2 separate regions of the Homo sapiens genome follow, and region 2 is linked to region 1. The links are chromatin contacts, found by Hi-C in ENCODE. All regions are on one chromosome and are shown on one strand. Each heading gives the region's core, a stretch centred on a gene start or an enhancer-like site at or near the end of the contact. The rest is flanking DNA. Distances are from core to core; before and after follow the strand shown.

What was found. A loop is a pair of places that touch in the nucleus more often than their neighbours do. Pooled maps may share reads with other maps.
Region 2: a loop to region 1 is called in a pooled map, with 5 times the contacts of the local background. The contact joins the promoter of IFNAR2 here to the promoter of SOD1 in region 1. A Hi-C loop is called at or near these places in 6 of 50 pooled maps.

The regions. Positions count from the first base shown.
Region 1 is chr21:31,656,792-31,662,820 of GRCh38, forward strand. SOD1 (superoxide dismutase 1) reads left to right here and starts at 2,902. Exons shown (of 5, transcript NM_000454.5): 1 at 2,902-3,050. The coding sequence starts at 2,979. SOD1-DT (SOD1 divergent transcript) reads right to left here and starts at 3,233. Exons shown (of 3, transcript NR_187558.1): 1 at 2,606-3,233; 2 at 1,143-1,304. RefSeq lists silencers at 2,515-2,834, 3,105-3,384 and enhancers at 3,545-3,744, 4,244-4,753, 4,754-5,262.
Region 2 is chr21:33,226,855-33,232,883 of GRCh38, forward strand. It overlaps IFNAR2 (interferon alpha and beta receptor subunit 2), which reads left to right and starts at 3,084. Exons shown (of 9, transcript NM_001289125.3): 1 at 3,084-3,362. It overlaps IFNAR2-IL10RB (IFNAR2-IL10RB readthrough), which reads left to right and starts at 3,084. Exons shown (of 13, transcript NM_001414505.1): 1 at 3,084-3,362. RefSeq lists silencers at 2,901-3,360, 3,421-3,480, 3,501-3,550, 4,773-4,962.

The DNA.
Region 1 (6,029 bases), core at 1,652-4,151:
TGATTTCCCTATTTTATTTTATTTAAGTTAGATACTCCACGATGATGATGATGATTATTGTTGAGACAGGATTTCATTCTGTTGCCCAGGCTGGAGTGCAATGGTGCGATCACAACTCACTGCAGCCTCAACCTCCTGGGCCCACGCGATCCTCCTACCTCAGCCTCCCAAGTAGCTTGGACTACAGGGGTGTACCACCATGCCCGGCTAATTACATGTGCCAGATTCAACCCACGTTCCAGGGTTCCAAACAACCAAGGCTCTATCATCCTGTCTTAACAAATATACCTTCATAAAGACCTGGAAGGCAGGTTGAAATGTGGAATTCTTGGACTTCTTTCAGTTCTACGTAGAAGGGTAGCAGTGGAGAGCTGGCTGCCTGCCCGCCCCTGGCCTTTCCTCCTTTCCCCACCCCTGCTCCTTGTGGCACTGGGCAGGGCCTACGTTCAAGGCTAGCAGTGTACTCAACAAGGGACAGTCCCTGTGTGGCCTGTTCAGGATCCTATACACAGGCTCAGGGCTCTTTGGGCAGGAAATTCCAGGATCCGGGTACTCAAGTGGTGTTCTAAACAGTGGTTCTTGGCCGGGTGTGGTGGCTCACACCTGTAATCCCAGCACTTTGGGAGGCCGAGGCTGGCAGATCACTTGAGGTCAGGAGTTCGAGACCAGCCTGGCCAACATGGTGAAACCCCATCTCTACTAAAAATACAAAAACTTAGCCAGGCATGGTGTGCACGCCTGTAGTCCCAGCTACTCGGGAGGCTGAGGCAGGAGAATCACTTGAACCCAGCAGGCGGAGGTTGCAGTGAGCTGAGATTGCACCACTGCACTCCAGCCTGGTGACAGAGTGAGACTCCATATCAAAATAAATACATAAATAAATAAAAACAGTGATTCTTAACTGGGAGTGATTTGGCAACGTCTGGAATTATTTTTGGTTATCCCAGCCTGGCAGGGAGGGACAGGGTATTACTGGCATCTAGTGAGTAGGGGCTAGGGATTCTACTGAACATCCTACAGTGTACAGGACAGCCTCCACAGCAAAGAACTGTCTGGCCCAAAATGTCCATAGTGCCCACATTCGATGCCCTGCATTAGGAAGATATAAATACTCTTAAATATCACAGAGTTAAATTCCTTACCCCTGTTCTAGCAGAGATGATATTCTTGCGGGGGGAGCATCTTCTTGGCTTCAACACATTCTTTTCTCCATGGGAGATGATGCCAGAAGAGGGACAGAACAGGGCCCAGTAAAGCATGGGGCCTGGGGCCAGGGACCCCCTTGTTCAGGTGTGACGACCATCCTACGAAGGCACCACCCAGGCATCATTAGACCGTCTCAAAAGAAGAGTAATTCACTGTCCCAAAGCAGCTCTCTCGTGTCTGTGGGCGGATCCCTTGGCAAGTTTACAATGAACTGAAATCTGCCGAACTTCCTGGAACCCAAAGAAACTTTAGCCTTGGGCAAAGGCCCTTTGGCCAGCATTTGCACTGTTTATGCAACCGTTTAGAATATACGAATTATCTGGAGACTACTACCAAATACAACAGGCAAAACTGCAAATATGTATACTTCCTAGAGGATGATAAAAAAATGTGAATTGTATTTCTCTGATAGAGGATGCATTAGAGTCTGAGGGTCTAAATAGCGTAAATAATAAATAAGTAAATAAATCGATAGTAGTGTACTCCAAACGAGGCTGGAATAGCTTCTATTGTTGTTTCACACTGGACTTCAATTAAGTCTCAGTATTTTGCCATACTCAATATTAAGTACTAGGCTGGACGTGGTGGCTCATGTCTGTAATCCCAGCACTTTGGGAGGCCGAGGTGGGTAGATGGCTGGCTTGAGCTCAGGAGTTTGAAACCAGCCTGGGCAACATGGTAAAACCCCATCTGTACCCAAAATACAAAAATCAGCCAGGTGTGGTGGCACATGCCTGTGGTCCCAGGTACTTGGGAGGCTGAGGCAGGAGGATGGCTTGAACCCAGGAGGTGGAGGCTGCAGTGAGCTATGATGGCGCCACTGCACTCCAGCCTGGGTGACAGAGCGAGACCCTGTCTCAAAAATCAAACAAACAACCCCCTCGCCCCGGACAAAAGTAGTTTGCACTATTTTCTCATTTCACAATATGTTTTTGAAATATTTCCCTTGAAAGGTAAGTCATATTTATCATTCCTGTTGTATGGAGGCATCATAAATTATTTCACCATTCTACCCTCCTTGAGTGTTGTGGCCTTTAGGCCAGACAAAAACGCAGGTGATGCCTAGAAGCCAACTAGTTGCCGTTTGGTTATCTGTAGGGTTGTGGCCTTGCCAAACAGGAAAAATATAAAAAGAATACCGAATTCTGCCAACCAAATAAGAAACTCTATACTAAGGACTAAGAAAATTGCAGGGGAAGAAAAGGTAAGTCCCGGGATTGAGGTGTAGCGACTTTCTATACCCTCAGAAAACTAAAAAACAAGACAAAAAAATGAAAACTACAAAAGCATCCATCTTGGGGCGTCCCAATTGCTGAGTAACAAATGAGACGCTGTGGCCAAACTCAGTCATAACTAATGACATTTCTAGACAAAGTGACTTCAGATTTTCAAAGCGTACCCTGTTTACATCATTTTGCCAATTTCGCGTACTGCAACCGGCGGGCCACGCCCCCGTGAAAAGAAGGTTGTTTTCTCCACATTTCGGGGTTCTGGACGTTTCCCGGCTGCGGGGCGGGGGGAGTCTCCGGCGCACGCGGCCCCTTGGCCCCGCCCCCAGTCATTCCCGGCCACTCGCGACCCGAGGCTGCCGCAGGGGGCGGGCTGAGCGCGTGCGAGGCGATTGGTTTGGGGCCAGAGTGGGCGAGGCGCGGAGGTCTGGCCTATAAAGTAGTCGCGGAGACGGGGTGCTGGTTTGCGTCGTAGTCTCCTGCAGCGTCTGGGGTTTCCGTTGCAGTCCTCGGAACCAGGACCTCGGCGTGGCCTAGCGAGTTATGGCGACGAAGGCCGTGTGCGTGCTGAAGGGCGACGGCCCAGTGCAGGGCATCATCAATTTCGAGCAGAAGGCAAGGGCTGGGACGGAGGCTTGTTTGCGAGGCCGCTCCCACCCGCTCGTCCCCCCGCGCACCTTTGCTAGGAGCGGGTCGCCCGCCAGGCCTCGGGGCCGCCCTGGTCCAGCGCCCGGTCCCGGCCCGTGCCGCCCGGTCGGTGCCTTCGCCCCCAGCGGTGCGGTGCCCAAGTGCTGAGTCACCGGGCGGGCCCGGGCGCGGGGCGTGGGACCGAGGCCGCCGCGGGGCTGGGCCTGCGCGTGGCGGGAGCGCGGGGAGGGATTGCCGCGGGCCGGGGAGGGGCGGGGGCGGGCGTGCTGCCCTCTGTGGTCCTTGGGCCGCCGCCGCGGGTCTGTCGTGGTGCCTGGAGCGGCTGTGCTCGTCCCTTGCTTGGCCGTGTTCTCGTTCCTGAGGGTCCCGCGGACACCGAGTGGCGCAGTGCCAGGCCCAGCCCGGGGATGGCGACTGCGCCTGGGCCCGCCTGGTGTCTTCGCATCCCTCTCCGCTTTCCGGCTTCAGCGCTCTAGGTCAGGGAGTCTTCGCTTTTGTACAGCTCTAAGGCTAGGAATGGTTTTTATATTTTTAAAAGGCTTTGGAAAACAAAAATACGCAACAGAGACCGTTTGTGTGACACTTTGCAGGGAAGTTTGCTGGCCTCTGTTCTAGGTCATGATTGGGCTGCAAGGGCAGAGAAGGTAGCCTTGAACAGAGGTCCTTTTCCTCCTCCTAAGCTCCGGGAGCCAGAGGTTTAACTGACCCTTTTGGGGATTTTTGAGGGCAGTGATCTTAACTTTGGGTGCACAGTTAGCTTATTTGAAGATCTTACTAAAAATACACCAGAGCCCAACCTCCGACCAATTACATCAAAACCTGTCCTAGTGCAGGGTGAGTATTGCTGTTTTTTGAAAGTTTCCAAAAGTGATTTTGATGTGCACCTACGATTGAGAACTGTCGTTTGAGGACAGTGGGTGGAGTTTCGTATTTGGAAATTAGAAGACCTGGAGTTTCCATTACACCGAATTGGCACTTAATAACTGTTGTCGGAGCATTTCTTAAGCCACATTTTCGTAAAGTGGCTTTAAAATTGCTCTGCCAGTAGGCAGGTTGCTAAGATGGTCAGAGACAAACTTCTGAACGACTCTTGTAAAATATACAGAAATATTTTCAGAACTTTTATCAGTAAAATTACAAAACGTGTTGCAAGGAAGGTGCTTGTGATAACACTGTCCCCAGAACCTTAGTGAAGTTACCAACTGGTGGAAAATTTTCTCTTGCACTCGGCTTAAAAATCATGAGGGAATATTTACTATACGAATGAGATTCAGTCTTTAAAGGGGTTTACAGAAACGTGAGAGGACAGGAACAGTTAGTCTGTGTAAATGTCTGAAATATATGTGAGGGAGATAATGAGTTTAGCCTTTTTCTTTAATAGGTCTCCAGATTTTCTGGAAAAGGTTCTTTGGCATTTGACTCCATTTTGCTGTTTCATTTGTCAGACTTCTTTTTGTCCCTCTTTACTTCTCCCCACATAATTCACCAGTACTAGTGTTTTGTTTTTCAGACCAAGTCTCGCTCTGTCGCCCAGGCTGGAGTGCAGTGGCGCGATCTCAGCTCACTGCAACCTCCGCCTCCCAGGTTCAAGCAATTCTCCTGCCTCAGCCTCCCGGGTAGCTGGGACTACAGGCGCGCGCCGCCACGCCTGGCTAATTTTTTATATTTTAGTAGAGACGGCGTTTCACCATGTTGGCCAGGATGGTCTCGATCTGTTGACGTCGTGATCCACCCGCCTCGGCCTCCCAAAGTGCTGGGATTACAGGCGTGAGCCACCCCGCCCGGCCACCAGTGCTATTCTTAAGACGCCTCTGAGGAATCCCTTCTCCCTGGCCATTGAGAATCCATGCATGAACCCAGGTTTTCCACCTTCCCTGAGCAGCTTGCATAGTTCCTTCTTTTAAGCGCCTGACTTCGTTTTGTTTGGTGCCCGTTGTACCTGAGAATGAGCCTTGGATAGTGGAGCATTCCAGCTTTCCAGATATGCAGAGATAATACATTGGCTATCAGCTACTTGGCTTGGCCTATTCCGTGTTTAAAATCTTGGACTCTTTGCTAGTTTTTACAGATCAGAATTTTTCACGTATTAATCCAGTTTTCCTAGCTTCTCTTGAAGAATTTTTGGAGATCTCTTCATACTGAGCCTTCATTAGCCCAGGACAGTACTGCTGTAGCAGTTCATATATTTTTTCGCTTCCCAGGCCTGTGTTATTCACTTAAGTTCATAGCCTGGTCCCTGCAGGGTTGTACCCGAGCACAGCTACTTAGATGTCCTGAATGTATTACCGGTTAAATGGAGGTTTCAAAGAACCTGCTGTTTTTGGCCCTGTGCTCTTGATAACAGAGTGTTTGAGGGACAACTTTCACATTTGAGTTTTTCCAAAATTAAAGGTTGTAGAAGAGTCACAGTATCTATTGTCAAAAAGAAAAGAATTTAAAAAGGCAGCAATTGCCAGGATACTTCATTTGAGCAATGATATTTTCCAGTGGAAAGTCACATCTTAAGGGTTAATGCCCCTTAACTGTTGGCCGTATTTGAAAACAAACCAAGCTAAAAACAAGAGACACTGACATGTTGTATGACGGTGTGGTGTGGATGTTGTGTTTATTTTAGTCCTGAGATCTAGTTGTAACTTCCTTGATTTCTGTATGTAGCCACGGAGCACCATTACCTGTCACCATTACCTGAATGGCTATACTGCTTGCTTTCATTTTGGTAGAGTGGAAAGGTTACCTAGGTTTCAGTGCTTGAAAAGATTTCAGAAAGCAGTAGTACGTCTGGTTAGACTAGAATCAGTCCTCTCCTGGGGGCAGTGGAATATAATATTTTCTGACTGCTAATTAAAAATACCTGTGATAGCCGGGCGTGGTGGCTTACGCCTGTAATCCCAGCACTTTGGGAGGCCGAGACGGGTGGATCACGAGGTCAGCAGATGGAGACCATCC
Region 2 (6,029 bases), core at 1,834-4,333, 1.6 Mb after region 1:
AAACAAAAACAAAAACAAAAACAGTAGCCTCGTTATAACGCCTATCACCCCTATTACTCAGGAAATTGCAGGGGATTTAGGAGCTCTAGGCAGGAACCAGACCATATATTTTTCTATGAAAAAACAAAACCCTTAGCATAGCGATCATCATGATTTTAAATTCCTAGTCTGATTTGCAAATTCTCTGCCATCTCCGAGTCTTATTTCTAAGCTTGCTTTGTCTCTTCCAATTGTGCTTGGTGTTGTCTGCCTTTCAGCATGCCTTGTAATTCGTTGTTAAAAACTAGATATAACATATCAGGTCATGGGAGCTGAGATAAATGGCCCTTTAGGATAAGGTGTTAGGTTTATCTGGCTAAGAGTTAGGCTGTGTTAAATGTTTGCTGTAGTTGTAGGTGTCAGAGGCTTCAGTTTTATTTAGTGTCCTCATTTTTGTCTCCTCCATTGTCTTTGGGTTTTCCTAGAAATGCCTTCTTAAATGGAGTTGTAATCCACCGTTATTATACTACAGAGTCCTGTTGATGTGGTGGTAAGATACTGTGGAGGCAAAACATTCTACAATCTTATGATTAATTCCCAGAGTTTTCTTTAATGGGCCTGAGTCTCTGGGCTATGACCCTCCGAGAAGTTTCTTAACTTTTGCTTTTTTCCTCCAGTCATGATAGACAGGAAGGCTAGAGGGGGCTGAGTTGTCTAATTGCCCTTCTGCTAGGTCAGTTTAGGCTCCAGTAATGTAATTGCCCTGAGGACAGGTTTTTGTTACAGAACACTCTGGGCATATCTCAAAATGTTTACTTTTCCCCTCCCACCGGCCAGTCAGGAATTTTTCTGTGGTCTTTACCATGAGAACTTGGTAGAGCTTCTTGGAGTAAACCTTTAACAATTTGGGGAGCATCCCTCTAAGACTGAGTACCCAACAGTGTTTAATTCTCAAGCTAGTCCACACTCAGTCTCCAGCAATTAGTCAATTACAATTTAAGTTTTGCTATGATTTCAGAGGCTTCTGGTCCCTGTAAACTGTGATTCTTTGCATTTGTCTGTCTTTCAGTTTTTGCAGTTTGCCCTGTGACTCAATTCACTGATACTGAAACAAGAAGAGTTGTTAATCTTCAATTTGTTCAGCTTTTCTCTTGTTGTGGGGAGTGGAGTGACAGCTTTCAAGCTCTTCACACCTTGGCATAGACTGCATTTGCTTTTGTTTTGTTTTGTTTTTTGTTTGTTTGCTTGTTTTGAGACGGAGTCTCGCTCTGTCGCCCAGGCTGGAGTGCGGTAGCGCAATCTTGGCTCACGGCAAGCTCCACCTCCTGGGTTAACGCCATTCTCTCGCCTCAGCCTCCTGAGTAGCTGGGGCTACAGGCGCCCGCCACCACACCTGGCTAATTTTTTTTTTTTTTTTTTTTTTTTTTTGGTATTTTTAGTAGAGACGGGGTTTCACCGTGTTAGCCAGGACTGCATTTGTTTTTTAAAAAATCTTTTTCCTAATTATATAAGTAAGGATGTTTACTGTAGAATGTTTGGAAAGGAAACAAAATAAAAATCACCTACTATCATCCAATCTGCAATAAGTCATAGTTAAGGTTTTGACATAGTTTTATTTTTAATATATATGTTTATATAAAAGAGTGCATGCAGCACATGGAGTTTGGTATTGGATTTCTCCCATTTTCAGAGGCTATTTCTGCAAATTCTCTAAAACTGTGGCTGAAAATATTTTCAATGTTGAATGTCTTTTATAAGAAATAGGATCCTAGATAAGTTCCCTTCAGATCGTATGGGGCTGGTGGGAATTCTGCCAAGGGTCACATAAGAGGCAGGACCGTGACATCCTCTTTATGATCACCCTTGTGCCTAGCCTTAAAGGAGTATCAGCAAATGTTGGTTGACTTCATAGATTAAAAGGCTCATTTTTCCCATCTACAAAAAGTATGAAACATCCTCCTCCTCCCTTTCCTAGGAGGCCAGAAAGCTGAACGAGAGATTAAATACTCAGTTAAAACAATTTAGGTGGTTAGTGTATCTTTTCCCTCTCCTTCAAAAAGATATTAACATTTCCATTTTAGTAGCTGTAATGTTTAGAATATACATACATTTTACTTGAAAGCTGCCTCATAGTCTATTTTGGTTTTGGATTTTCTTTTTTTTTTCGTTTTTCTTGAGACAGAGTTTCGCTCTTGTCTCCCAGGCTGGAGTGCAATGGTGCAATCTCAACTCACTGCAACCTCCACCTCCCAGGTTCAAGCAATTCTCCTGCCTCAGGCTCCCAAGTAACTGGGATTACAGGCGCCCGCCACCACGCCCAGCTAATTTTTGTATTTTTAGTACAGACAGGGTTTCACCATGTTGGTCAGGCTGGGTCTTGAAGTCCTGACCTCAGATGGTCCATCTGCCTTGGCCTCCCAAAGTGCTGAGATAACAGGTGTGAGCCACCGCTCCCGGCCTCATAGTCTATTTTAGAAGTTGACAGGCTATAAATAACAAGCAGACAAATTAATGAAGAACATCTGTCTTTCTGCCTATCCCGAAACACGTTGATCAGTGGGGGGTCGAGGGAAGGGTAGGAGTATGGAGAAGAGACCCGCGGAGAAGAGGGGAGAATCTACAACGGATAATGTTGTAGATATTTACAACATTTACTCAATGGTAGGTATTTTTATCCTCGTTTTACTAGTTGGAGAATTATATCATGCAGGTTTATACAATTAACAAGTGGGGGAGCCAGGAGAGAACCCATTCACTCTTTAGTTCATTCATTCATTCAGTCAGTCAACACATCTTTGGGTGTCTTCTAAATGCCAGGCACTATTCTAACCCCTAAGGATACTTCAGTAAACAAAACAGTCCCAAATTCTTCCCCTATGGAGCTTTCTCGGCGAAGGCGGGATTGGTTAGGAGCTGACAATCGGCAGCAGACGATTGTAAATGACCGGACCTTTTTTCTATTCTCCTGCCCAGCCCCCGGCCCGGCCTCCGCCTCCGGCCCTGCTCCAGCCCCGCCAGCGGCCCAGGACCCGCCCCTGGCTCCGGCCCCGCCCCTGGCTCCGCCCCCGCCCCCGCGCCGGCGGCGGCGCGGCGCCCGCGCTTCCGTATCGCTCCTCGTAGGCCGGGGCTCGGCGCGCGCACCCGCACTAAAGACGCTTCTTCCCGGCGGGTAGGAATCCCGCCGGCGAGCCGAACAGTTCCCCGAGCGCAGCCCGCGGACCACCACCCGGCCGCACGGGCCGCTTTTGTCCCCCGCCCGCCGCTTCTGTCCGAGAGGCCGCCCGCGAGGCGCATCCTGACCGCGAGCGTCGGGTCCCAGAGCCGGGCGCGGCTGGGGCCCGAGGCTAGCATCTCTCGGGAGCCGCAAGGCGAGAGCTGCAAAGGTAACGCAGCGTGGCGGGGTCGCGGGAGCGGAGCGCGTGGCCAGCTGACTGGAGGGAAAACGCCGCCTCCCTGCAGCGGTTCCCGGAATCCCCTCCGGTTCCCTCTCGCTCTCCCCGACTCCTCCTCCTCCTCCTGCCCTCCCTCTGCGTCTTGAGTATGCGGCTAGTGCGCCCTTCCTCTCTCCCGGGGCCGCACCTGCGACCCCAGGACCCCTCCCGGGCCCTGTCCTGCGCCCTCCACGCGTCGCCCCTGCTGGGAGTCCGCTTTCGTTGCACCCCTCCGCGTCCCACCCCACCCCACCAAGGATGCCCAGGATACCGGGCATTTGCCACTGCAAGATGTGAGTCGTTGCTAAGTTTGAGGGTCACATTCCTCCAGGTCCACCCCGCCTTGCAAAACCGGCTCACCAGCTGGGTGCTCAGGTTCGGGATCTCCAGCCCGCCCCCTTGAGGTCCCCTGGGATTAGCCCCCCTCGACCTGCGTCAGGGTCACAGACTGCAGCCGGGGCTGGAGCGGCCTACACCCCTCCGGATCCGCTGCGTGGAGGCAGGAGGGGGAAGGGGCGAGGGGACGTGGCCGCGGAGACAGAAGGGTGCACCCTCCCAGGGTCGGAGAGGGGAGATACTGGGAAGATACTCCGCGAATATGGAGAGGCGATCGGCACTTGCATTTCAACCCTGAGCAAATCAATCCGTTACACGCAGTAGCGAGTTGACTCCATCAGCCCGTTTATTTGGTTAGCGATGGTTATATTGACTCTGAGTATTCCCACCTCCTTTCTTTTAACATTTTTTTTTTTATTTCCTTGTTTTGTTTAGCAAGAAGTCTTAGAAACGAATATAGCATGCTTGGGCGTTGATTCAGTGGTGAGAAGTGCCGGAGCTGGCTCAGGGAGAGGTGGAGTTTCCCATGTGTGCTCACTGGCCCAGGGGCTAAGTCCCACTGCTTGCCAAGGTTTCTCAGTATCCTGTCCACCCACCCCCTATCCACCTGTGCAGGCTTGAGGGGGTGAGGGGGTAGCAGATACTCTATCAAAATCTACCCTAAGGAAAATATTCGATAAACACTCCTAGCAATTAGGGCATAGCTGATAAGGCTTGATCTGTTTGTCGCAGAAAATGACTTGAACTTGTAAGTTCTATTGTTCATAAAGTTGTTTTCCACAATTTTAGATAATCAAAAATGTACATGACTCATTTTTCTTACCTATTATTTCCTCTAAAGTTTCTCATGTATTTATTGAAAAGTTAAAGAAAATCTGATTTTGGTTCACATAATTTGACAATGGTGATTTGTCTAAAAGTCATTTCAAAAAGTAGTATGAAAAGGATCATAACCCTAGAGGTACTGTCATAGACGTGAAACATTTATTAAAATATATATTCCATGGCTCACACTTGCACACTCAAAGCCACATTGGACTCATTTTTTCTGCTACCTTTATAAACCTTCAAACTGTTCAAGAGTCAATGGTATGTATCATCTTCCGTTATCAATCATCATGTTTTGTTTTGTTTGGTTTGGTTTGGTTTGGTTTGGTTTTTGACAAAGTCTCGCTCTGTCGCGCAGGCTGGAGTGCAGTGGCACTGTCTTGGCTCACTGCAACCTCCCCCTCCTGGGTTCAAGCGATTCTTCTGCCTCAGCCTCTTGAGTAGCTGAGATTACAGGCGTGTGCTACTACGCCTGGCTAATTGTATTTTTAGTAGAGATGGGATTTCCACTATGTTACCCAGCCTGGTCTGGAACTTCTGACCTCAAATGATCCACCTGCTTTGGACTCCCAAAGTGCTAGTATTACAGGCTCAATCATCATGTTTTATCAAAGCTAAAACCCAAACTAAAATGCCATTGCTTATAAGATGCACTTTCATTTTATGTAATGAAGTAAGAAAAAACACTGTCAATCATGCTATGCCATGCCACCAGAATGAAAGCATTCTGATTTCAGAAATTCTCAAATGTTAAAAGAAAATGGGCATTTTATAATTTGTGAAATATTAGTGAGTTAGAGCAGAGCTTGACGGCACTGGCCCTGAGGGTCCTTCTTCTTCCTTTGGAAGAATGAAACTGGGGGCTATGCAATTCAGGGAAGAATAAAGGAAAAACAGGTAATTGGCAGAGGAGGTTGGCTGACTTAGAGGTATGGAAAAGACAAAACAAAGGAGGGAAAAAGAGAGGTATGTATGATGGGGAGGAGTTCAGAGCCACTGAAAATTTTCTCTGGCCCTAACAGGAAAACGAGTTACCCCACAAGCCAGGGTTTTATCATCTGGTACGTGGAGATATCCATCAGCATTGTCATTGGTTTTCATTTGTTTGTTTTTAATTCTCAAGTTTAAAAAAAAATTTAAAATTTAAATGTGTCTCAACCACCAGAAACTATAGTGAGATTTCTCTGTAATAAATAGGAAAGAAGGAGACTGATCCAGTCCTTGTTAAAAAAAAAAAAAAGAGGAAACTGAATCACAACATACTTTGCTTTTTTCTTTTCTCACAAAGGAACAGTGGGCCCTTTATGCTGGGTGAAGGTGAGTGAGATGGGGGAAGGTTCACTGGGCACCAACCTTCTGGGCTAGAGAAATTGCCCAGGCTTTACAGAACAAGCTGGAATCAGATAAAGTTGTGGAAAGGAAGTCGAGGTTTCACTCTGCCATATCAGTAGGAGG